Linked DNA regions of Homo sapiens: region 2 is linked to region 1. Evidence: chromatin loops called from intact Hi-C (ENCODE). Cell type or tissue: IMR-90. All regions are shown on one strand. Each heading gives the region's core, and the rest is flanking DNA. Links, peaks and the distances in the headings are about the cores only.

Region 1 (12,524 bases), core at 1-2,500:
CTGTTTAACTTGTTTAATTCTCATTTTAAATTCAGCACGATACTAGCCGTGTGAACTCTGAAGATTTCTTTAGTAATCCATTTTGTAGTTCCGAATCAAAAACAAAGTGAAAGGGTCTGACACAATTTGCTTTTATTTTTAGGCAAATCAACCCTGGTCATAGTTAATAAGGGGATTACAACTCAGACTAGGTCTTTACAGATGTGATGTAAATCAAGGGCAGAGTATAAAGAAACTGATCCCTTTTGATTGAAGTATAGTAAAAAGGCATAGAGAAACTAGCAGCAGTAATCTGATTGTATGGCAATAAAACCACCATTTTCTGTCTTTCAGATAAAAATAATGTGGTAAATCCATGCAGTTCATAAGATGTAAAGGCAGATAAAGGGTGAAGCCATGGCAACATATAGATTAGCTTGATGTTAGAAATGACACGTCTCTGAAAAGGGCGCGGGACGAAGGCCCTTGCCTCCAGGCTGTTGGGCATTATGTGAGAACCACACAGACTTGGAAACTGGGATTAGGAAGTATGAAAGCTCTACTTGTGGTCTGGGATGGCTGAGGCAGTAAAGAAAAGCTGCTCAGTTCTTGCTCATTGGTGGTGGATAATATGGCAAAGGTAGATTTCATTGACTGCCTTTTTTATAGATTGAGATTGGGGCTGATTAAAACTTCAGATCACTGCAGTTGTTAGGGCCTGGGAGATTTTCCTTTTTAACTCCTGGCCTAACAGCAGCAGCCGTTCTGTAGGATTAACTGCACTTCGCGGTCGTTGCCTTAATCTATTTGGGCTTCAGGCAGGGACATGCTGGGAAGGAACAGAGACCAGAGGGGATAGGTAGGGCTGGGGTTATCTGAAAAGAAAACAGAGACCTTTTGATTTCAGCCATCTTTTCAGACCCAGCTCCCTCTCCCGCTGCATGGGAGAAGCAAAGGTAAACAGGACACATTGTCCCTCTCCCTCAGCCACAGAGCTCTTCTGTGAGTTTTGTCTTTCCCACCCTGGAAAAAAAGATAAAATACAATTTTTAAAAGGGGAGGGAGGAATTTAGTTTTAATTCAAATGAGTAGTAATCCAATATGCCAAAAGCAGTGGGCTCTACCTAGATGTAATTTTACTCGTAAATGTGAGTCTTAAACTTTGAGTTGAATGGGGCAGGCTGTTAGAGGTGGTGTAAATTACAGGATTATAAAAATGTTAGTGCTGCCCAGCCTTAAAGTCAAAAACAGAAAAATCTCTGTGCTGTTGAGTCTTCCCGCCCTCTCTCCTGAACAACCTTGTAAGTAAGCTAGACTTTTGTTTTTGCCTTCCATACTTTCCATTTCAGCCATTAAACAAAATAAGCCATTGAAACCACGATTGGGTTCCATGCAGAGTGACATCCGCAATCGGGTCAAGCCAGAAGGAAATACTTGCTCGATTGCCCCCTATTTGGCATTACAGGAAAGTCTCCACACTTTGGAAGAGTCTGAACTCTCAAGACATTGAAAATGCCAAAGGCTGCAAACACCCTGTGTCTTTCTTGATGGAGTGCATCTTGGTGTGTTTTACAAAGGGGAATTCAGTGCTGTTTTTTTGTTGTTGTTGTTGTTTTTTTTTTTTAAAGAGCAGCATAGGGCCCTTCTAGACTCTTGGATTCTGTGTCTGACAAAAATGGTCATTAAATGAGCAATATTATAATTTAGACCCATTTCACTGATTTTGTTCCAAATTCTCAACTGACTTGAGCATCTGTTTGGGGCTGTAGATACATTGCCCTTGTTGACTGTTTTTCTCGTTTCTATGGGAATTACTGTAGCCATTACTATGTAGCTTTCATAGACTCAAAACATTTTTAAAGTATTGCATATAGGCTGGCCATATCCAGTGCCTGTTACTTTACCTTCTTTTTCTAACTTAATGCAGCAGTCTGTATTAACAGATCCATTTCATTTGTCTAGCTTCATCAGAGAGAGGCTACCCCCTGATTTACAGGCTGCTCACATCCAAGCACCTTGCATTCTACACTTGACAGTGATTGCTAATGGCCCATTCAACTAAAGTATTTGCTTGTTAACAGGGAACAGAACATGATAAATGTCCAGCAAGCTTGCTGCCTCCTTCAGCTTTTCAAACGCAGACTGGTGCATATTTATGGCAGGCAAATGACAAAAGAAAAAGCTGAATTGCCCTGGCCTCCAGCTTTCTATCAGAAACAGGGTTAAAGTGATTAAAGCAATCATTCAAGAAAGCCCTGCCGTTTGTTTACTAACCTTCATCCAACATTTAGCTTTGTAGTCTACCTGTGAGAAGATATTTCAGAAGTATTAGAGATAAGGAAGGAGGATCTAGCAAACCAGTGAAAAGAGTAGGTGACCAGTTATAAAATGCTTTCCATGCACATTGAATGCCAGGCGAACCTATTTCTGTTATTCCAGCAGACAATCAGCAGTGGCTCTAGATTATTAACATATTTTCCTTTCATGTATAAATTCAAATATGTAATTCTAGTCCAAAGCATTCTGTGGCTGGTAAGCACATACTTGCTGATTTCAAATAAGAAAACATAGCAAGGGAAAGCTCCATTAAACAAGTTGTTTCTGCCCTTAGTAATTCTCTAAACAAGATAGGAAGAAAAAGTGGACAGTAGTGGAGTATTAATAGTGTGCTCTTTTCATTCTCTAAAGCACGAGTAAGTAAGCGTTCAAACTACTCTGTGGTGGGCATACATTTAGAGCGCTGTGAATGAACCACTGCTGTTCTGCCATACTTAATTTATTTATATTATTATTTTTATTTTATTGTTGTTTTTATGTATTATTATAATTATTTATTTATATTACTAATTTATTTTCTCAATTTAAATCCTGTTGCATCCAATTTTAATTACAGTTTTTGTATCTGCCTTCCCATACTTGCTACCCACGTCCCCATTGCCACTGCGGCCTTATCCATGTTTTCTGTGTACACCACTCTCGTATCACCCCAGAATAATTATGAGTGCTACCCAGACTTTTGAAACCACTAGAGTCAACATGTTTGTCTTTGAGGAAAGCCAATGATGCTTTAGCATTTTTGGCAGGGGTGGATGTGTGTTTAAGTGGGGTGGGTGCAGCTCCTTATTGTCTGCCTATTCTACTGTTGTTCCCAATCCACATTCCCTGCGGGGCACCTAACCTGTGTGCATAGCAAAGAATTTCCGACCTTCAGAGCCAGAAGTGTTTCTCAATTGATCTCTTCCAGCCTAGGGTTATAGCTGATGAATTATAATCCTTGCTCTTTCCACACCTTTACCTGGGCTTACCATGGCCCTAAAACATTTGCCCAGAATCAGAATTGTCTCATGAGTGAGTGGGGCAAGGCAAATCCTGTTCCAGACCAGCTGAGAATGTACCTAGCTGCAGAAGAAGTTAGAAAGTGTCATCTTTTACTTATCTACCAGAACTATATTCGAGGTACATTTTAGATTTAAAAAAAAAGCAAGTTCTCGTAGGCCTTGAATCCCCCCCTTGCTATGGGAAAATGGATCATTATTATAATGGACTGTCCAGTAAAGTTCATGATTTCTCCTAGACATGTTCTCTCTCTTTATGACCTAGATCAAGAGTGATCTCTTTAAGTCTTTTCTTCATAATCCCACAGCACTTTGTACTTAGATGTACTTAGAAAGAACCATATACACGGTACGTCATGATTGATATGCAAGCCTTCACCACTCTACCTGTCCTAAAAGTCAGGGACACACCTTCTTCATTTCATCAGTCCCTACTTCTATCCAGCATTGGCATCCAGTAAGTATTAGTGGAATGGACAGACAACCCGAATTTGTGCTGATGGCAGTTTACCCTGTTTTAACTGTCATCCTTCTGCTACTAGACATGGATGAGACCTGAGACGATGGGACTGCTCAGAGGTCCCTGGCTCTTGAACTTTAGGGCACCAGAATCCCCTGCAGGGCTTGAGAAAACAGGGGTTTCTGGGCCCCACCCCCAGAGTTCCTGATTCCTGAGGTCTGGGGTGGGGCTTGAAGATGGACATGTTTAACAAGCTCCCAGGTGACGCTGGCAACTGCTGCCTCAGGGCCATGCTGAGAACCCTCGCCCTACACAAACCTTTCTGGGAAAACAACTCAACATTAAAGCTGTTTGGGGATCTCTGAAGAAATCTGTAGTCCTTGCCTTGTTGGGGGAGCATCAGGGATCTAACCATTGATGGTGGAGTATTTGTTGTTAATTCAGCAAGCAACTATTAAGTGTTAGGCCTGTTACTCGGCTCTAACAATACAAGGCAGAGTGACCTGTACCCTCGAGATTTAAAGTCTAAGTCCTGTAGAGAGAAGCCCAGGTGGGAGCAAGCACATTTAGAGTTAGGTGCTTGGTGCAAGGTGGGGACACAGAAGAAGGGAATGGCATTTGCCTCTGGAGGGGTCCGGAAACAGCCTAGGGAGGAGGAGCTTGAGTCTTGAAATACTGTGGGCATCTCTAAGCAAAGTCACAGTAGACAGCTGAAATAAAGAAAATAGTAAGCAAGCCAAAGAAACAGTATTTCAGCCAAGGGCAGCGTGTGTCTATCACGTCCACCTGTGAACACGTCCCAGGATTCTCTGCATCCGGCCATTGCTCAAGACAGATCCCTCACAGGAACAGCTAAGCCACTGATTTCAGCTACCTGTTCACGTGAGAATTATCAGTACCTACTGCTTTTCAAAATGAGTATGATCATGGATAGGTGAGGCAATTCAGTTTCGCAGAGACAGTAGGGCAAGTGCCACTGTAGTTTAGTTAAGGGCACATGCTTTAGAGTTTGGCTATGTGAGTCCAATCCCAGTTTAGCCATTTATTAGCTGGGTAGCTTTAGGAGCAGTAGCCTTAGTGTCTCTCAGTTGTCCCATCTCTATAATAGGGACAATAACATAATAGTGCTGAATAAAAGAGTAACAAAATTTTGGTCAACATTTAATGTATTTAAAGAGCTAAGCTCCGTGATTGGCACAATGAACCAATCAATCAAACACCAGTTGTTATTAATAAAAGTCAGTTGAATATGTACTGTGTGCCTGGCCGTGGTTCAATTTGCCTTTGCATACAAGGAAAAAATTAAAATACTCTGTTAATAAAGACTATAGCATAATACTTTCACCTTAAACTTCTTGATGTTAATTTATTTTGTTTACCTGCCAAACTTCTACTCATTCCTTATGACTTTCTGCTACATGAAACACCCTTTGTAATTCTTTTGTCCTATTAAATTAAGTTCTCTCTCCTCTGCTTTCCTGCTTTTGGTGCTTTCTAATAACACTTTTAACCCTGGACTTTCTCATTCAGCTGTGCAACTGTGGACTGAGAGGAGGCTCTTTGAATTCATTTTGTATATTCTAGTAGAGAGTACTGTGAGCAGTTGGGTTGTTGAATGAATACATTAATTCAACCTGGAGGGATGGGCAGTATTGCATTTTTTACATTGATATTACATGATATTTAGAAAACTGCTTAACTGGTGGACGTTGTTTTATTAACAGCATTTTGTGTATAGCACTCACTATGTGCCAGCTGCTATTCTAACTGCCTGACAAATACTCCTGAAACCTTCATGGTAACCATATGAGGGAAGCACTTTTAATATATCCATAATACCAACGGGGAGACTGTGGCCAAATTGGTTAATTAACTTAGCCAAAGTCATATTGAACTAATAAGTGGATTTAAACCCAGCTAGTCTGGGGCCAGGGTCCCTCTTTTAATCTTCTGCCTCCTGCTTATGCTGTTGCATGGAGTAGTCTTTATCATATAACTAAATTAAGCATGCATTTGCTTAAAGCAGTGCATACATGATGGATCAAAAAGTTTGTGGTATAATTGGTTTAATTCTGTCATTATCCATTTTGATTTATAGTCACTTTCTTATGATGGTCGTGTAGTTTTAAATGGAACCTTTGAATCTTTGATATAATAAGGTTATGTCAAATCTTGGGTATAATAAGGTTATACCCAATGGAAACAGAATAATGATCAGCCCATTTAAAGGATGACTGGAGAGTTATTACAATACATAATAGTCATGCATATATTGAGTAGTATTCCTTTGGTAACATTTTCCTTTTAAAAATTGTAACATTTGATTGTTCCTTGTTGGGAGAAAAGGAGGTCAGATTTTTGAGGGGAGATCCATTTGGTGAGATGCTGAGTGTGTGTCAAGCTAAGGAGATAGTATGACATCTTTTTTAGAGTCTAGTCACAATTAAATGCCATTTTATTTTGGATTTTGGGATCCGTGCCAGCTTCCAGCTTGTCAGAGCTGAGAAGACTCAAATCAAGTCCAGGCTTATTTCTACAGCAAACTGGGATTCTGGCTTCTTGCCGGTGGATTCATTCAGTACAGCCCATCTGGCTTTTGATGTTCTGCAAGTTTGGAGCCATTTGTTGAAGGAAGCCAGGCGGTGAATATTGGTGGTCCTGGGGTTCTCTTGACTCCAAGTGGTGCCCCTTGGTTTGCATTTTCACCATGCTTAGCATCTGCTTACCTGGAGACCATGCAGCCGCCGGCCAGAGGTCTCCAACAACCAAATCTTCATGCCTTTTAGAACTCAGAGTCCCCAGCACATCCTCCTTCCTCCTCCTTGTCCAATTACTTTCATGCAGTTCTCAGTAGCTGCTTGTTTGAATCACTTATAGTATTTAACTTCTAGGGTGTTTTTGGGTTTTGGTCAAGGTAATTCCAGGCTGAATGTGGTGACTAAGCAGGAAATAAATGGGTCGTCCTCAAAGTTACAGTGGAGCGCTGTTTCTATTTTCCTAAGGTACACAGTTGTGGGGGCGATCCGTATGGAAGTCAGGAACCCAGTCTGATTTTGCTTCCTTTTGATGGTAGCAGTACAGACCTGGCTGTTTTGTAGCCTGCTTTGTTTTTCTTCCTTTTCTTCCCTAACTTCACGGGCTGTGGCAAAGCCCTGAGACGTGCAGGAAAATGTCTCCTGTCATACGCCCACAGCAGACCTAGCCCTGACCCTCCTCTGAAGCCCAGGAAGGAGGTATCTGTGAAGCAGCCTGCTTGTAAAGCAATTGCACACAGCCTTGTAAACTGTGTTACTGGGCTGATTATACTTGATTGGCAAGGTGAATCTCTTATAGCAAAAGAGAACTTGGAGAGTTTTATCTCATCTTATGCCTTATTAATTTGTTCATTCTTTAATTACACAGCCACCTATTGAGCACCCTATTTATGCAAGGTACCTGGTCGGGGGTCAGAGGGAGGGTCCCATGGTAAACGAGACAGACTCAATCCTGGAGGAGCAGGAATGGCAGCCCCTCGCTGGGCTGTTGGCCCCACCAAAAGGGAAAGGTTTCATTTTAATAATACATGGGTGAATCATTTTTGTCAATAGGCAAAATTCTTTGTAGTTAAAAAAAAATATGATGGTAGGAAGGAAAGGGATGGGCAGAGGGTTAAAACAAAAGATATGCTCTCCCTAACTCTAGATTGTAGTATTGTTATGCTTGTCACTGTAGCTGAATTCCATTTCTTTGAGTTTTTTCAATGCCAAGGCATTCCCTGTATGACTTACGTGAGCCTTTCATCTCCGCGATTTTTCCCATTCAGGTAAATGAGCAAATGGATTTGAACACTCATATCTAAAACAAGAGAGAACCAGCTGGAAATGCCCTTTGAATTTCTTTCTCTATGTAAACCATTTTTCTTTCTGGTGCCTCACCTATAAATAACAGGAGTTCCACCTTCCTTTATAGACTCTTGCTGAAAGCATGGTTTGGAACAAGACCGTACAGGTGCACACAAATTACAGTTGGGAAAGAAGCCTGCAGTGCATCTTGTCTCTGAAGGTTATGAAATCCTCCTTTTAGTAATGGAGCTGGCGTGATCAAGCCAGCAGGATGAAATTTGGCATTTGTGAGATCACCCCCCTTCTCACTTGCCCACTGTACATAGCATCCCAGCCTTACTCTTCAAATCTCCACATTTTTTCTTATCTAGCTACAAAATTCATAGGCTGATTTTTTTGGGGTGCGTGTGTGGTTTTTTTTTTGTTTTTTTGGTAAATAAAGACCTGCATTTTTATTTTGATATAGGTGGTTGAGTTTTGTCTTTAATTTCATGACAGAGATTTAACTAGTCTCAACTTTTGAAAAGACAACAATGATATTTGGGGATCACACACTTAAAGTTAGATTTCTAGATGATTAATACCAAAGTAGATGATTTTTTAGCCTCAGCCATTTATAGGTATGCCCTTCTGTGAATTTTTTATGACAGTGAAAATCATGGCACAGATAAAAATTAAATAAATACTTCTGTTATTTTCCTGAAGAAAAAAAAAAAAAGCTTAAACTATGAGAATACTGTCTTTGAGCACTTTAAAATAAAATTGACTTCAGCCAGCAGGATTTTGAGCATTACATCACAAATAAAAAACAAGATTAACATCAAAAGGAGTCAGTTTTCATTCAATTGTGCAGCACTGTGGGCTGTGAAATTTAATATTATTTTGACTCATATGCTAATTGTAGACTGACAGAGGAAAATGGATTGTGTTTAAATAAAAGGATACACAGCATCACACGCAGCTGTATCAAATACAAGTTGAGGTCTTTGGGCCAGGAACTGGGGGCCCTCTAGCTCTGTTATTGCAGATTCAAGTTTGACAAATAAAACTTTCCTTTAGACTGTAGTTTAATTACTTTTTTTCAAAGGTATGCGTGATGAAGAGGCACAAATACACCTCACCTTGAAGAGTTGCTAAACTGGTTTGTGTGCCGATCAGTTCACCGTGTGTTTGAATTTCTGTGCTTCTCATCTTTCCTTTTCTTGAAAAGATTTTGCTTGTCATTGGTGTGAATTGTACCCCCCACCCCCACCCATCTAGTCTTTGCTCTCAGATTTATAACACTTTAATGGTTCCAAATTGTATAGCCTGCTCTTAGACCCCTTTTCTTTTCCTTGAATAAATCAGGTTCATGTTGCAGACGATATTTGTTTTAGGAAAGTGTGAAAGAAGGGGCACCTGTGAAAACACGCAATTGTTCCAACACACATATACATCCAAATTAAAGCAGAAAATGTCAAAGCCTCCAATCACTACCTTATTTCTTGGAGGTTTAAAGCCGCTGAGAAGATAGTGGTGCCCTCGCTGGAAGTTTTAAGGTAATTACTTTTTACTCTAAGCAGTAGTATCTGGTAACCTAATTCCGTATAAACCTGACACCCTATCGCTACACCCCAGTATTTCTCTGATTTCAGAATAAGTCTGCGTAGAAACTTGTTCTGATGTTAAAGTGCAAAAGGGGGCAGTAAAGTGCTATCCACAAAAAAGGAAAAACATTTTCCAAGTATTTCTTATTACTGCCTGTGTCTTTCGTAGGCCCTGCCTTTATTTATTCATTTTATAACAAAACTCTTATGTTTGGGGCATTCAGAGAATACCTTATTAAGCTGTTGCAGCAATCTAGCATTAAATGGAAGACATGCAAGACTGAAGATCCTGCCTGTTTATGAAGTGTGCCATCAAATTCACATGCTCATGATGCAGAGTCCTTCTTTGGGAGTATTCGTATTCCCAAGTGCACAGAGCACTTCGGAAAGGAGCCTTGGTCTTTGGTGTTAATGCTCTCCTAGCTCCGTATAGATGTGGCAGGCCCAAAGTACATGGTGGGGTGAAGGGTCAAGGGTTTGGGCTTATCCAGAGCAGCGTGCATCCTTTGTCAGGAGGTGACTGGAAACACCAGCCAATTACAGCAGAACTGCAGACTGCTCATCTGCATTCGGAATTGCAGATGAACCAGTTTGTACTCGACTTCTCTTCTTCACTGTAGGCTTTGACATTTAATTAAAAATTAAAGCCTTTTATGGAAAAAGTACATGTTTTCCAAAATGGGGTAAATTCGAAGTATACTTGATACAGAACACTGGCTTGGGAATAAACCTGTGATATTACATGACTTTTGGTTTGCAACTGCTAGGCTGAGCCTCTTTGTAAAGCTGGGATTTAGAATCTTTGAAATGTTTGTACAGTTCAATGATTAAGCATAAATTGTATATATTCCCTTTTTTTCACTTATTTGAGTAAACAAGTTTGTTACTACAGCTTCTGTGGACTCAGAGATTTATGTATTAAATAGGCCACAACTTCAACTAGGATAATTTTATTTATCTGCTTGTTAGGGAATTGCATCAAAAGTTTAAGTCTGTAGGCATTAAATATTTTAAATGCTTATTTTTAAAGTCAATTATGAAAGATAGCACAAAGTTTTTCTGAAACTACATTAAAAAAATAATGTTTTAATCTTATCACAAAAGCATTGACTATTTATTGCAAAGAAAACACAGAAAGCTAAAAATCATTCTAAGTCCACCATTCAGTAGCCCAAAGTGGTCTCAGGTAAAGGCGGTGTGTGTGACCATTTGTTTATGGTTGTCTCCGTGCAGTCAGCAAAATAAACAGAACAACATGCCATATATTATTGATGTGTATATTTTCAACTGAAATTAGCCATCTGCTTACAATGATCATATACACTAATGGTATAATTTTGAAATGAAAAGAAAAATAAAATAATTCTTTGTGGAGAGTAATGCGAATTGACTTATGAATCTCGCCCTGCTTGGCAGTTTGCTCTAGAGGTAGAAGAGCTTTATGTGTGGGCCTCCTCCCCCCCCACACATTTATTCTGCTCACACTTGCACCAGCATCCATGTCAGGACTCACCTTGTCCTGTTACATGAGTAACATGGCCCTGATTCTCAAGTGCATGATAACTGCCATAATTACACATAAATATTAAATATTTAAATAGATCTTTACGTGTGTAATATTAGGTAGAAGTGGCTCTGGATCGAATCTGATGCTTTTTAAATAGAAGCTTTCCCACAACATTTCCAAGCACTGTCATCGTGTCTGTCTCGATTTGGGGTTTACCTGGCCTAGTTATCTGTCTGGGTGTAGAAACTGGTAGTTCCTGTTTGTATCTTTTTTGTTCTGATCTCTTTATTCTGTGTCAGCTAAATATTCTTGCAGTCAGTTACTAACATATTAACTCATCCTTGTTTGGAAACTTTGGCATATCCTTCCATGGTTTCCTTCCGTGGACCTGTCGCGTCTCTCAGGAGAGCCACCAGGTATATTGTCACACATTTCGCATGTATTTTCAGAGACTACAGCAGCATCAAGTGGCCCCCCAGCGATTTGGGTTTTCTTCTCGGTTAATCTACACTCTTTGGCCAACCGTGAGAAAACTTGTAAGAAGGCATCAGATGTTTGTGCTAAGGTGCGTGTAGTATGGTCAGAGGAAGAAAGAAGCAGGGAAAATGGAGTGGCCGTGGGTGGGAGGGGAAGCAGGGAGTGCAATTTCGGGTTCACTACACAGCTCTCCATAAACTTCTCCACTGCTGGCTTCCCACGGATCCTCCTATTACACTGGGCAAAGTGCAGAAATAGATCAGGCGACCACTGCCTCCGTCCATTTCCCAGGCACCCTGTGAGACCCGATAATGCAATACAGGTCAGCAGAAAAGTCCAGACTTGACATCCCAACGTGCCATGGTCTGGTCTGTGAATGAAAATCACATGAGGTGACCTCTGAACTCTAAGTGGCTGGTTTATGTTTTCAGTGTATTAGGCCCGTGTTTTAAACAAGCATGTGCTCGTAGTGTAGGTTAAAACTTTCTGTTGTCTTCATTAATTATGCTGTGTTCTAGTCTATTAATATTAAAGAATATTGTGTTGCATAATGACTAATTTTTTTATTTTTTGGAGACGGAGTCTTGCTCTGTCACCCAGGCTGGAGTGCAGTAGTGCGATCTCGGCTCACTGCAACCTCCGCCTCTCGGATTCAAGCAATTCTCTGTCTCAGCCTCCGAGTAACTAGGACTACAGGCGCCCGCCACCATGCCCAGCTAAGTGTTGTATTTTTAATAGAGACGGGGTTTTACCATCTTGGCCAGGCTGGTCTTGAACTCCTGACCTCGTGATCCACCCGCCTCAGCCTCCCAAAGTGCTGGGATTATAGGCGTGAGCCACCACGCCTGGCAACATAAGGACTATTTTTTAAAGTTTTTACAATTATGACTGTGAAGTTGAAATGTCTAAATTATTAGAGATCCAGTTTAGATTACTAAATATTTATGTCTAATTGAGATGATTAGACTTAGCCAAAGTATCCATGTAGAAGTATTAGAGTCTAGATTGGTGAAAAACTTGAAAAAGCTTGGCTTAAGTTCAATAGGTAATCCAAGAGTAAAAACAGATTCCAATATCAGATCTTTTCACCATAGTCATGTTAAGTTTGGAAGCCCTACTTGAGTGTTTCCAGTTTTTTCCACATTATATTGTGTCTATATTTGATTCAAAGGCAGGGCATCTATTGTCTTGCTTAGGACTGATTCACTGGGAAAAGCCACTGGAGTTGCCTATTTCCACTCAGTATGCCTCACTCTTAGAGTAGCTTCCCATGGTTCCCAGGCAGGCCCTCCAGTGAGAATGCACCAAGCCACACGCCATGGCCTGGGAAGCAGTCCTGAACCTGGAGATTGTCTTGAT
Region 2 (12,524 bases), core at 5,470-7,969, 610 kb after region 1:
AGACGTCGGGGGTGATATGGAAGGTAAGTCCATGTCCACTTTGTCCTGGCTCAAGGTGCATCTCAAAAATCAGGCTCATCTGGATACGAATCACCCTCTGCCACTCATTAATTGTGAGTGGGGTTTAGGACAACTTACTTTACCTCTCTGAGTGTAAGCTTATTTGTCTTTAATGTGGAGAAATTAAATGTATATTTGTCCTTGTGTTTTTCAGAAAATGGAATAAGTTAGTACTTGCATTAACAACAGTACAGAGATATCATATGCACTAGCTACCCTTCTTACCACCTGCCTAACTTGCCTCCAGGATTCTTGCCTCACTTTCCTCACCATTTTTTAGAAAAGCCTGTATCTTCTTCATTCATTCTCCTATTGTACCATCCCTACTCCATGGCCTTCTCCTGGGTCACTGTTTTCCATGCTTAGTGTTATTACCCTCTGAATTTACTGATGTCTCTAAATCATGTTATAAGGGCCAGAATCAAGAAGAAGTGGTGTAAAGAGAATTAACTTTTATCAATGATCAGTATTACCTGTGGTTCATTTAGTGCTTGGTAGATGCCATCTATGTTGTAATTACTGTAACATGTTTACACTTAGGATTCTGGATCTAGAGCTACCTTCTCCCAAGGAGCAGGATCTCAGCTTTCCCTTTTCTTTTGGAGATAATGTAAGCAGCTGGTAGAAGAGCTTTGAGTTGAGGGGTATAATAGGGGGATTATGAGGCATTGTGTTGGGGCAGAGGACAGAGGGAGCAACTCTGCAGAGTCAGGGAGGCTCCAAAACGGAAGTGACCTTTTGCCCTGGGTTTCTATTACAACTCACTGGAAAATGGTTTACAATGCTGATTTGCACAAATAATACCAAAGGCAAAGGAAGAAACGAAGAAATCCCAGGCTGACTCAGATATAGATCACTCGTGTCTATGAGGAAATCTTGACAGCTTGTGTCAAAAGTTCACTCTTCGTGACTCAAATGGGTGCAATACCAGAAAAAGAGAACCTGATTAGATCAGTGGTTCCCAGACCCCTAGAATGGGAGGACAACTTTGTAATGACCTTTTCTCTCAGATTTTTTCCTAAAAAAGAAAGTGTACTTTTAGAAAAGAATCAATTAAATGATTAAGAACAAAAGTTACTAGGAATTCAGTATCAATTGCATATGAATTTCCATTTTGTTCAGTGAAAATTTGCATTTGAAAATAGTAATTTTAAATGTGAAAATGGTAATAAATATGCCAAAGGTGGTTACGACTTTCAATCTATATGGATTCTTGGGCTTCCTGCAGTCACTTTAAAGTCTCCTGAAGTCCCTTTGCTGTACTTTAGGGTCCAGTGATCTGGGTTTTAATTAGAAGCACTCTTTCAAAGGATTTCTTAAAAAAATTAACAAGTGAAAAGAATTGTACAATTTTAATTTAATTAAACATTTGTTTATTTCATAGATAGTCTCCTTATCCGCATTGTTTTTTAAAATCCCTCCCACCATGTTTTATCCACATTGTTTTTTAACAATCCACAAAAAACAGCAACGATCAATTAGCTGATAACATATTACAACCACATAGAGGCCTAATTTGCTCCTGTTTTAAAAGCATATTAGTGCTAGTTGTGCTCATTAATGGTTACGGTTCTATTAATCAGGAACAAATCCATGTCATCTGAATTTTCTTGCCTCTTGCAACAAGGTAAGCACAGATGGTAGATGACACGGGAGGTGAGTCGCTCTGCAGGTCGGCGCTGCCCGAGTGATCTGTTAGGTGTGTGGATGCACAGACCACACGGTGTATTTCCGGAATGTCTGAAAATGTGGGCCACATGTGACCAACAAGATAATTATGAAACCTGACTGCTGGATATGCTGATGCAGCCAAAAAACATCAAGGACTGTGAGTGAGTTTGGAGGTGGGAGCAGAGAAAATTTCTGCAATGTGTAAAAATGGACCGCTCTCAGAGAAAAGGAGCATTTAAATTCTGCCCAGTTTACGGGTTTCCAGTTCCTGTCCTTTCTCCTGCTCATATCTGCATCTTTCTGATCTCCCGGGAAATCAGCCGCTGCTCTGCCCGGTCAAGCCCCTCCTTCCGGAAGAAGGGCTGAGGCAGGAATGACTCATTGCCAGGGAGTGCCTTATAGAACCGGGTGAAAAGGCAGTGTGACAATATGACTGTGAATTTCTTATCAGTGTAGGCTCACCAGTGATGAGATTAAATGGAAAGAACGTATCCTGCTGTCATCAAGGCCAGTATCATAATCAACTTTTATGATTTATCAGCATTGTAACCTGGGGCTATTACTGCAAGTTTTGAGCCTCCATTTTCTCATCTCTAAAGCAGAGTCACAGGGACCAGGTGCAATGGCTCACACCTGTAATCCCAGCACACTGGGGGGGCCAAGGTGGGAGGATCACCTGAGCCCAGGAGTTCAAGATCAGCCTGGGCAACATAGTGAGGCCTTGTCTCTATGGAAAAAAAAAATAGTAACAATAAAAATGAAAAAATAAAGTAAAATAGAGTCATTGCCTCATTACAGGATTGGATGTGGACTAAATACGATCATATGTGTGAAGTTACAGGAAAAGCCTTGTGGAGCAGGATTAGAAAGAACAGAATGGGATCTAATTGAGATGAAATGAAGACCTCCTAACAATTTCTTATGAAGCTTCCTAAATCTCTTGCATGTGACAGTGTAAGTCTCTTTTCATTCCATCTACCCTTAAGCTTCCCCAGTGGTGAAGAACTGTAGAGCAAAGAGCAGCTTTCGAGGGGAACACTGCCTCGGCCCTCACCTTCGTCCAGGGCTTAACCACTGGACACAACTCAGAATCTTGCATTTATTCTTAATTTAAAGCCTTATTCCAGCCTGAGATGCAGTTCCCTTAGCTTCCTGCTGATCTCTCCTTTAAAATAGTCTCTTTCTCAAATCCAAAGTACACTGAGGTGTGGGGGAGATAACAAAAAGTGAGCTTCATTGACAGGCTCAAGAGGGTCACGTGCATTAAGAGACTGTACAATTCACAGGCCAAGCACGAAGGCCACAGACAGCCTTGAACGTGGGAGTTAAAGTGAGGGTTCTGGGGCCACAATGCTCAGATTGCGTTTAAGCTCTACCTCCTATTAGCTGTGTGACCTTAGCTCTTGATCAAGACAACTTTATCTTTATATATCAGCTTCCTCATCTGAGAAGGATAATTATACCATTAATATCACTGGTTTCCCATGACAATTCAATGAAATGATAGATAAAAAGGGCTTAGACCAGACCTCAATTAATAGAAGGTGTTAATTTTAGCAATAGCTGTATGGCTTAAGAGTTCCTGTCATCCAAGTAACAGGATCAGAGGACACTGTGGCATTAGCATAGCAACATTGGTGGGGACAGCAGGGATGTCGGATGGCGTCTGATTGTCAGGGTTAGTTCGTAGGGTCAAACTCTGCAGCTGCTTTAGAAGAGTGCTGTCGTGTGGGAGATTCGCTCTGTGCATTGGTAGACTATAAGTACAATCCTAAGAAAGTGATCCCACAGGTGACTGAACAGAAAAAATCATAGACCAACTTAAACTTTTCATAGACCATGGTGTATTAATCAGTTTGCATCTAGACCCAAGGGAGAGTAGATGGGGTAAGTTAACAGTTAGGATAGGGTGCAAATGGGGTGGAGGAGTCGTACTCCTGAATCCCAGGATGTGCAGTGTTTCTACACGCACAGGCTCTCTCTCAATGCCACATCCATCTTTCCTGCAGATGGAGTAATTGAGGTTTGAGCAAGATGTCCCGGGTTAATAGCACTCATTTGGTCTCCTGGAGAGACACAGGGATAAGTAAGCCTGGAAGATGGCTGTGGATTGTCCCCAGCTAGCTGAACAGCCCTGGGATTTATTGCATTGCTGGGGCAGAAGACTCTGGGACCAGAGTGGGTGTCACCAGTCGGCGGCTAAGTCAAGGTCTCAGGCATACCGAGTGCTCGTGTATATTTAGTGTGTCCTGAGAAAGGACTGAATGTTTCTTGTATATTTGCTGTATCATGGCTCGTCCATATTTAGAGTAACTTGGATACTTCCCACCCTGATGGCTTATGTTTATTTAGTGTCTTGAGAACACTGGGTGTCTCTTGATCCTTCCCTTCTTTTCTATGTATGTTTAATACCCATTATTCCATTCACTAACGACCTTAACAAGCTCATGGGTTGCATCCATCCCACTTGTCTTCTTGTTTCTATAGTAAGTTATTAAATAATGTAAAGTGTGTATTGGAGTTTACCTATTGGGCGGCGGCCTTGAGGAACTATTTAGCATGCATATTTCCAGTCTGGATAAACAGCCAATGAGCAGATTTGGAGGTCACCCAAAAAGGTCCTGAAGTTAGAATATCTAACCAGCAACCCATCCAATAGTCTGTAGGCAGCACATAATAGACTTTCTACAAAAGTTTGCTAAATTAATAAATGGTTAATATTTTCAAGCACAAAAGAATTATCTTAAGTGTTTCTGTACCTATTCATAACTTTCACTGTGGCTTCACATCAAATATCTGTTTTAGTTTCCACAACAATGCTGGGGTAGGTAGAAGATGATTTGCTATCCTTGTTTTACAGATTGAGAGCCGAAGTCCTGAAATGTAACTTGCTTAAAGTTACACTCAGCAATTCTCAGATGGAACAGACTCTGGAATTCAGATTTTCTGTTTCCTAGTGTTTTGGGGCCATGAGTCTTCCTTTCTTTCTCTGTACAATCCCAGACATGTAGCAGAAGCTGTGTCCTCAGCTGGACCAGGAAGAGCTCATGATTTCCATGAACAGTTGGCTGTGAAAAGTTCAGCACAGCTATGAGACTCAGGCAAAGATGAGAGAGCCAGCACCTTGTGTTGCACGATTCTTTCATTTGACTAATTAAAAAATGCACCTATCTTATTATATCATGTAAGTATGACATTATCATACTTATTATCATATCAGTAGTCTCTAAAAGTTTCCTGCAAAATGTGTGATACTAAAGTTTACCTCCAAGAAGAGTGCTAATGTTTGTATTCACAGAGCATTGCAAAATAGGTTTATCAACCTATTTTTAAGGCATTCAGAAACACAGTGTCATTGCTTTCTTTTTTGATTAAATTAAATTAAATTTTAAGTTCTCGGATACATGTGCAAGATGTGCGGTTTGTTACACAGCTAAACGTATGCCATGGTGGTTTGTCGCACCCATCAACCTATCACCTAGGTATTAAATAAGCCCTGCATGCATTAGCTATTTATCCTGATGCTCTCCCTCACCTACCCAGCAGGCACCAGTGTGTGTTTTTCCCCTCTTTGTGTGCATGTGTTCTCATTTCAGCTCCCACTTATAAGTGAGAACATGCGGTGTTTGGTTTTCTGTTCCTGCATTAGTTTGCTGAGGATAATGACTTTGAGCTCCATTCATGTCCCTGCAAAGGACATGATATTGCTCATTTTTATGGCTGCATAGTATTCCATGGTATATATGTACCACATTTTCTTTATCCATTCTATTATCAGTGGGCATTTGGGTTGATTCCATGTCTTTGCTATTGTGAATAGTGCTGCAACGAACATATGCTTGCATGTATCTTTATAGTAGAATGATTTATATTCCTTTGGGTATATACCCAGTAATGCGATTGCTAGGTCAAATGGGATTTCCGGTTTTAGATCTCTGAGGAATCGCCACAATATCTTCTCCAATGGTTGAACTAACTTACATTCCCACCAAAAGTGTAAAAACATTCCGATTTCTTCACAGCCTCGCCAGCATCTGTTGTTTCTTGAGTTTGTAATATCACCATTCTCAATGGTGTGAGATGTTATCTCATTGTGGTTTTGATTTGCATTTCTCTAACGGTCAGTGATATTGAGCTTTTTTTCATATGCTTTTTTACAGCATAAATGTTTTCTTTTGAGAAGACAGTGTCACTTCTTTGCACTTGATATTTGGAAGGTTCTGCAGAATCCTAAGACTCAGTCCGACATTGCCAAATGTGTGTCAGCCATACCGTAGCTTTCCAGAATTCTCCACTATTTAGATACTTTGGACAATGGAAGAACTTGGCTGTTCTCAAAGCCAGATTCACATTAAGTAACCCCATGAGGGAATTCATTCACACAGGATATAAATTTGGCCATCCACACCCCGGGAGGCAAGCAAGTTAATACTGTTCCCCAAATGATAAAATTATTCCTGCAGATTGAATTTGTAATCTTTGTGCCTCAGAAGAATGAAAAAATAAAACAAATGGAAAAAGAATAAGAAGCAGAAGATAAGAGTAGGGTATAAACAAGCTATTTTCTGTGCCTCCGAGGGCAATACTTAAAAAAGAAATGACCTGGTATCAGTTGCTGGAGCCAACTGACATGCAGGTGACCCTCCCCAGCTCACCCTGTGTGGCGCTGACTGCTTCCATTTAGATTTGCTTCCGTGGTGGATCCTAGCCATGTCTCAGGATTTGCTTTTTTGCCTTTAAGTTGCCAGCTGTGGTCATTGACTACAGTTGTGTGAGGAGGCTGCTCTGAATTTAGCTTGGCTTTCTCTAATTTTAGACACTTGAAGAGGCCCAGGAAGGGATTTGTAATGGGTTACAACATTCTTTCATTTTTGGCCAATGAGTGTCACACAGCTGTGTGTATGTGTTTATGCATCTCGTGTGTGTGTGTGTGTGTGTCTGTGTCTTTCTCTGTGTGTGTGCAGGCACATGCAGAAGATCAGAGAGAGAAAAGGAGGAGAGAAAATGCTTCTGGGACATTATCTGCCACTTTGCTTGTAGAAACCGTAACCTTGGTACTTTTAAATAAAATTAACAGTGAAATACAAAATGAAAATAATAATTCATATTAGAATAATTGCATGTGGACATGCAAAACCTTTTCTCTAGGAGATTGAATATAACTTGGAATAGATACTCAACAAATCATAACATATTAGTAAAACCATGGGAACATGGCAGAAAGCCTTTTTCTCCAAAAAATTGTATATAATTTGGAATTACACCAAATAATTTGGCTTTCAGACCTTGGAACATTTACAAAAACAGTGAAAAATTCTTTGTCTGACAACATAAGAAAGTAATCAACCTATCATAGGAATAATAGGATAAGAAGATCTTACTTTCATTTTTGACACTGAAAAAGGAAATTTTAAATATAATTCCTTTCAAAGTGTGTTCTATCATCATATATATTTGAATTATAAAGTTATCTGTATATATATGTGTGTATATGCAAACATATACACACACGTATAAACATTCATATACTCAAACAGAAAGAATTTATGTAATCATTAGATTGTTATGTTCTAATATTTCCTAAAAACATTTTCTTCAGCCAGGTGTGGTGGCTCACGCCTGTAATCCCAGCACTCTGGGAGGCCGAGGTGGGCGGATCACGAGGTCAGGAGATCGAGACCATCCTGGCTAACACGGTGAAACCCTGTCTCTACTACAAATACAAGAAAAATTAGCTGGGCGCGGTGGCGGGCGCCTGTAGTCCCAGCTACTCGAGAGGCTGAGGCAGGAGAATGGCGTGAACCCGGGAGGCGGAGCTTGCAGTGAGCCGAGATCACGCCACTGCACTCCAGCCTGGGCGACAGAGCGAGACTCCGCCTCAAAACAAACAAACAAACAAACAAACCAAAAAAAACACATTTTCTTCGATATGTTTAATGACTCTATTTACAGTCCATATACTAATCCTAATTTATGTACTTCATTTCTAAGACACTTAAAGATAGCCCCATTGCTTTTTACTGTTTTCGGATTTCTCCATTTAGGGTCTGCAGTGTTCGAATTGTTTTGTTGTTGAGGAACATCCCAAGTATTCTTTCTTCTAGAGCATTCCAATTATAATTTTTTTTTCTGTTAAGCTCTGTAACGAGCTCGAACAAAGCTAAAACAACTAGCACTATGTAAATGTATATTTCCAATTTTAATTTTCATTTTACTTAAGATAATTAGCTGCTATGTGTCTGGCACCAGGAGCTCTGCTAAGCATTTTTCAAACATCTTTTCATTAAATTATTATTAAATTCTTGTATTATTACCTTTATTTTTATTGATAACTAAAGGAAGCATAAGGAGTCTATGAAGTAACTTGCAGAAAAGCTCAGAGCTAGTTAAGTTACTGAGCAGAGACTCCGAAACACTATCCCATATTGTCTCTTTTGGAAATACACATTCTCTTATTTGTTCAAATATTTTAGCTTAAGAAAAGGATGGCATAAACATCAAAGTTAATTACCACAAGTACGCATGTGCTGTTCATATAGATTTCCTTCAATATATAATTGATAATAACCTTCTATTGTAACATACCAGAGGATCTATTTAGAAATTGCTTCTTTTTGTTTTTAAAGATTTTTCTTCTTAATATTAAAACCAATGTGGACCCATTTTAAGATTACTTCAATACTTTTAAGAGTTAAAGCTCATTTTTGTTTTTTCCTCTTTGCAAATAGTGAAATATAATGTGATGGGCTGGTTACGCTAAGGGTGACTCTGATGTTAATTGTGACATATGGATTCCAATGACCCTTGAGAATTAGTCTAAATTTCATCTCTGATTTTTTTTTTTTTTTTTTTGAGACAGAGTCTCACTCTGTCACCCAGGCTGGAGTGCAGTGGCGCGATCCCAGCTTACCACAAGCTCCACCTCCAAGTTTCATGCCATTCTCCTGCCTCAGCCTCCTGAATAGCTGGGACTACAGGCACCCGTCACCAAGCCTGGCTAATTTTTTGTATTTTTTTTTTTAGTAGAGTCGGGGTTTCACCATGTCGGCCAGGATGGTCTCGATCTCCTGACCTCATGATCTTCCCACCTCAGCCTCCCAAAGTGTTCCTGTCTGATTTTTAAAGTTTCCTGATGTTTTGTACAGATAAAAGGTCATATAGATGTAATATCATTTTTCAAAGTCTTGAGTATTAGAAAACAAGTATGATTATTACATCTTCTCTAGATAGGGAATAAAAGACAGTAATTTGTTAGTGAATCAGATATCTGTACAAGGGTTGTTAAGGCAGATAAGGCTTTTGAGGAAACCCCTCCCACTGTTAGAGAAACTAAAGAGGGAAAACCTGGGCTATAATGTCTCTGTATGCTTCCAACTAAGTCAAAAGATCTCAAGGTAAAAGCTTTTCCAACAAATGTTGAAGGCAAATATTGATTTATTATCATCTATTAGCAAGCTATTATCACCTGAGATGTTAATATACTTATATTTTTCTGTGGCAGCTCTATTAATTGGCTACCTTAATTATTAGATAATACTCTCTATATGACCAAATAAGCAAGCAGAGATAAGCTGAAGGCAGCCCTAGATGTTTGTGGAATTTGCTTGTCATCTGCTTGAGTGGCATCTTGAAACTGCTGATTGCTCAGTTGATTTTAATGCTTCTCTTCAATTCAAGTAGAATCATTTAATGCTTTGGGCTTTTATTTTTACTTTTTCCACTATGTGATTTACTTGGTGATACTTGGGCTGTTTCGAATGAGACTGCTAATCACTTTTGCCAAGATGTGTATATATAATTTTTTCTGAAGTGCTCAAAGCACCTTGTATTTTCTGCCAGGCTATCCCTATGCCTCAATGCAGAAAACTTGCCAAGGTTAATGAGCTATTCCGAGTAGATATACTGTAAGCCACGAATGAGGACTGAAAGCAATAAACATTAACAAGGGCTCATTAAAATCTGGTTTTCAAATGAGTGCTCCAAACTTTTCTTTATCAAATAAAAGTATCATCACTTATGAAAATTGAAAGTCCCTTGTTGAACATTCAACTCCTAATTCAAGCTGTAGTATAATATATTCTACATACCTGATGTTTCATTTGTAAGATGAATGGCAATAGGTCTTCCATCATCTTTCCCAACCTATACATTCTATTTTTTAAAAGCCATCAGGGTTTCAAAAATCAGTCTTGCTTCTCAAATTAAGCAGCCATTAAAGAGATTATTTATTAAATTAAAAGGGTTTGAAATGGATGATCCAGTATTTATTCCTTCTTTCCATTATCAGAATTCCAGGCAATCCGGCTGAGCTTGGTGGCTCACGCCTGTAATTCCAGCACTTTGGGAGGCCAAGACGGGCAGATCACTTCAGGTCAGGAGTTGGGGACAAGCCTGGCCAACATGGTGAAACCCAGTCTCTACTAAAAATACAAAAATTAGCTGGGCGTGGTGGCATACACCTGTAGTCCCAATATTCTCCTGAGGCAGGAGAATATTGCTTGAACCTGAGAGGTGGAAGTTGCAGTGAGCTGAGGTCACACCACTACACTCCAGCCTGAGTGACAGTGAGGCTCTGTTTCAAAAAAGAAAAAAAAAAAAAAGAAAAAGAAAAAAAAGAATTCCAATGTTTAACCTGCTGCCTCTTCCTTCATGAGTTAACCTTCTAAGCCATTTGCAGACATCATTTACAAACCCTTGGATGCCAGTTTATCTGATTTATCTTCACTTTCTAGATAACAGTGCTCACTTTACGTTCTTCTGGCCCTCTTAGCTATTCTAAACCTTTCTGGTCATTCTATCATCCCCAACTCTCACAGCATAGCTGATCAGTGGTGATTGAAAGTTATTTTTGTTTGTTTGCTTTGTGTTGTTGAGGGGTGGTTGTCTAAAAGATTTGGCCCTCCTGAAATTGCCACTAGTCTATTCAAGCACTCAAAATAAACATATGGTTTTGTTAAAAACACTAAATTTACCAAGAGAAGTCTCTTAATTACCACTATCCCCTTCCCACCCCAAGATTATTTCTGCTCCTAACTTCCTTCTAGATAGAAATTCGATAGGAGAGGCTAAACTAGACCATTTCTTTACCTACTAAATATTGTGTTGTTGCCATGCTTTCCCGACTTTTCCTATCAAAGTAGTTCCTAAATCATAATCTTCCCTGTCTATTTCCTCCAGCCAGAATCTTACCCCACTGATTTTATTCCCCTAATTAGACAGTTATCCAATCAGCATCCCAAACCAAGCACTGCCTTGTCTAGCTGTTCTAAACTTAAAAAAAAAATACTGGGACATAAGAAGGTTGTTAATAATAGCCTCTCTTAGGCTATTAACATTTCATTTGGAAGAAAACTGTGGTATCAGTTAGATCATCCTATTATTTTTGTCTTTTTCTTGGGAAAGATTTTGATGAAACTTTCACAGAGACACCGATGAATAACAATAAACTCATTCAAGGCTGAAATTGGTATAATGCTATGGACTGAATTGTGTCCCTAAAATTTATATCTTGAAACCTTAACCCTAAGGTGATGGTATTTGGAGACGAGGCCTTTGGGAGGTGGTTCGGTCAGGACGGTGAAGCCCTCAGGATGAAATTAGTGCCCTTATAAGTAGAGACAGGAGAGAGATGATCTCTGTCTCAGCATGTGAGGATGCAGCAGAAGACAGTTTTCTGCAAACCAGGAAGAAAGCCCTCACCAAAAACAGAATCCCCCTGCAACTTGTCTTGGACTTCTCACCCTCCAGAACTGTGAGAAATAAATTTCTGTTGTTTAAGCCAGCCAGTCTGTGGTATTTTGTCACAGCAGCCCAAACTAATATATAAGGATACCACGAAGTTTTCATTTCATGTATCTTCTTAAGCCAACTGGGTGAAATGTCCTTTTTAAAGATGTCTTTCTTTGGTCTACCTTGTTTTATGAAGGTAAAGAACCCTAAATTCTTAAGGCGTTATGAATCTCACACATCTTAATAGGAATTTGACCCATTTATTCCTATTATTCCTCTGACATCTCTTATTTCTCTGACAATCTTTGGAAATTACGGCTTTGAAGAAACGCACATTTTGGTAGGGTTGGTTTGAGAAAGAAATAATTGTATATGCAATGAGGTATCTTCTGGAATATTTTTTTCAGTCCATTAATTTATCTAAAAACCGAAGCTGAAAATAAAAAGTGCTATGTATCCATATGTTCCAAGTTTAGAAAGCTGCTTGTAATTAGAACTCGCTACCTCCTTTTAAGGCTCAAAGAGAAGTTCCAGAGCTAATCTTCCCACTGCACAGTCACCATCACCGCTAGCCCCATCATCATAATCATTGTCTCCTGGCAAATTCAAATGAAGGAATGGGAGATGGAAGTAAATTTGGAGGGAGTGCAAAGTTCATGAAAAGAGCCTCTCTCCTCTTCTGTGGGGGAGGAGCTGGGTGTTTCCTTTTCCCACAATTAGAAAAGGAAGAACCTGAGGGAATCATCAGTAATGTTTGTGCTGAACCAAACTGCCTTTTCCCCTCACTAAACCAGAACTAACGATTGTCTCTCATGAGGATTGGTCAGGCACCAGCCCTGCTCACTGTTTAATATTTTTAAGGGAACAGAAAGACCAGAGGAGAAAACTGGTGAAGCCAAGAGAGGGGAATCGGTAAAGAAGCCAGCACCCCAAGACACCTGCTTTTCTTATTGTCAAGTAGACATGGTAGGATACGGCTGAACTTAATCCGTAGCGTAGATACCTCCAAGAACGAGCAAAAGACTTCAGATTGATTTACCTGTGGTAGGAACTAAGAAAGGAGA

Evidence for each region. Hi-C counts contacts between places; a loop is a spot of excess contacts. Peaks named below come from ENCODE experiments on the same cell type or tissue, not always from the same donor. Only the 100,000 strongest peaks of a DNase experiment are listed, where the experiment ranks them.
Region 2: it touches region 1 in a loop (10-fold over the local background); 8 of 110 quality-filtered maps call a loop at or near these places.

The regions. Positions count from the first base shown.
Region 1 is chr13:106,517,550-106,530,073 of GRCh38, reverse strand. The region is part of intron 1 of EFNB2 (ephrin B2); the gene reads left to right. Among named protein-coding and RNA genes, the nearest start is that of EFNB2, 12 kb to the left of the region's middle. RefSeq lists an enhancer at 2,816-3,469. In IMR-90, for the core only: no CTCF peak of the experiment used is centred there; no DNase peak of the experiment used is centred there.
Region 2 is chr13:105,908,883-105,921,406 of GRCh38, reverse strand. LOC124903244 (a long non-coding RNA gene) reads right to left here. Exons shown (of 2, transcript XR_007063937.1): 2 at 11,701-12,524. Among named protein-coding and RNA genes, the nearest start is that of LINC00343, 210 kb to the right of the region's middle. RefSeq lists an enhancer at 1,420-2,619. In IMR-90, for the core only: no CTCF peak of the experiment used is centred there; a DNase peak (open chromatin) is centred at 6,596; H3K27ac peaks cover 209 bases.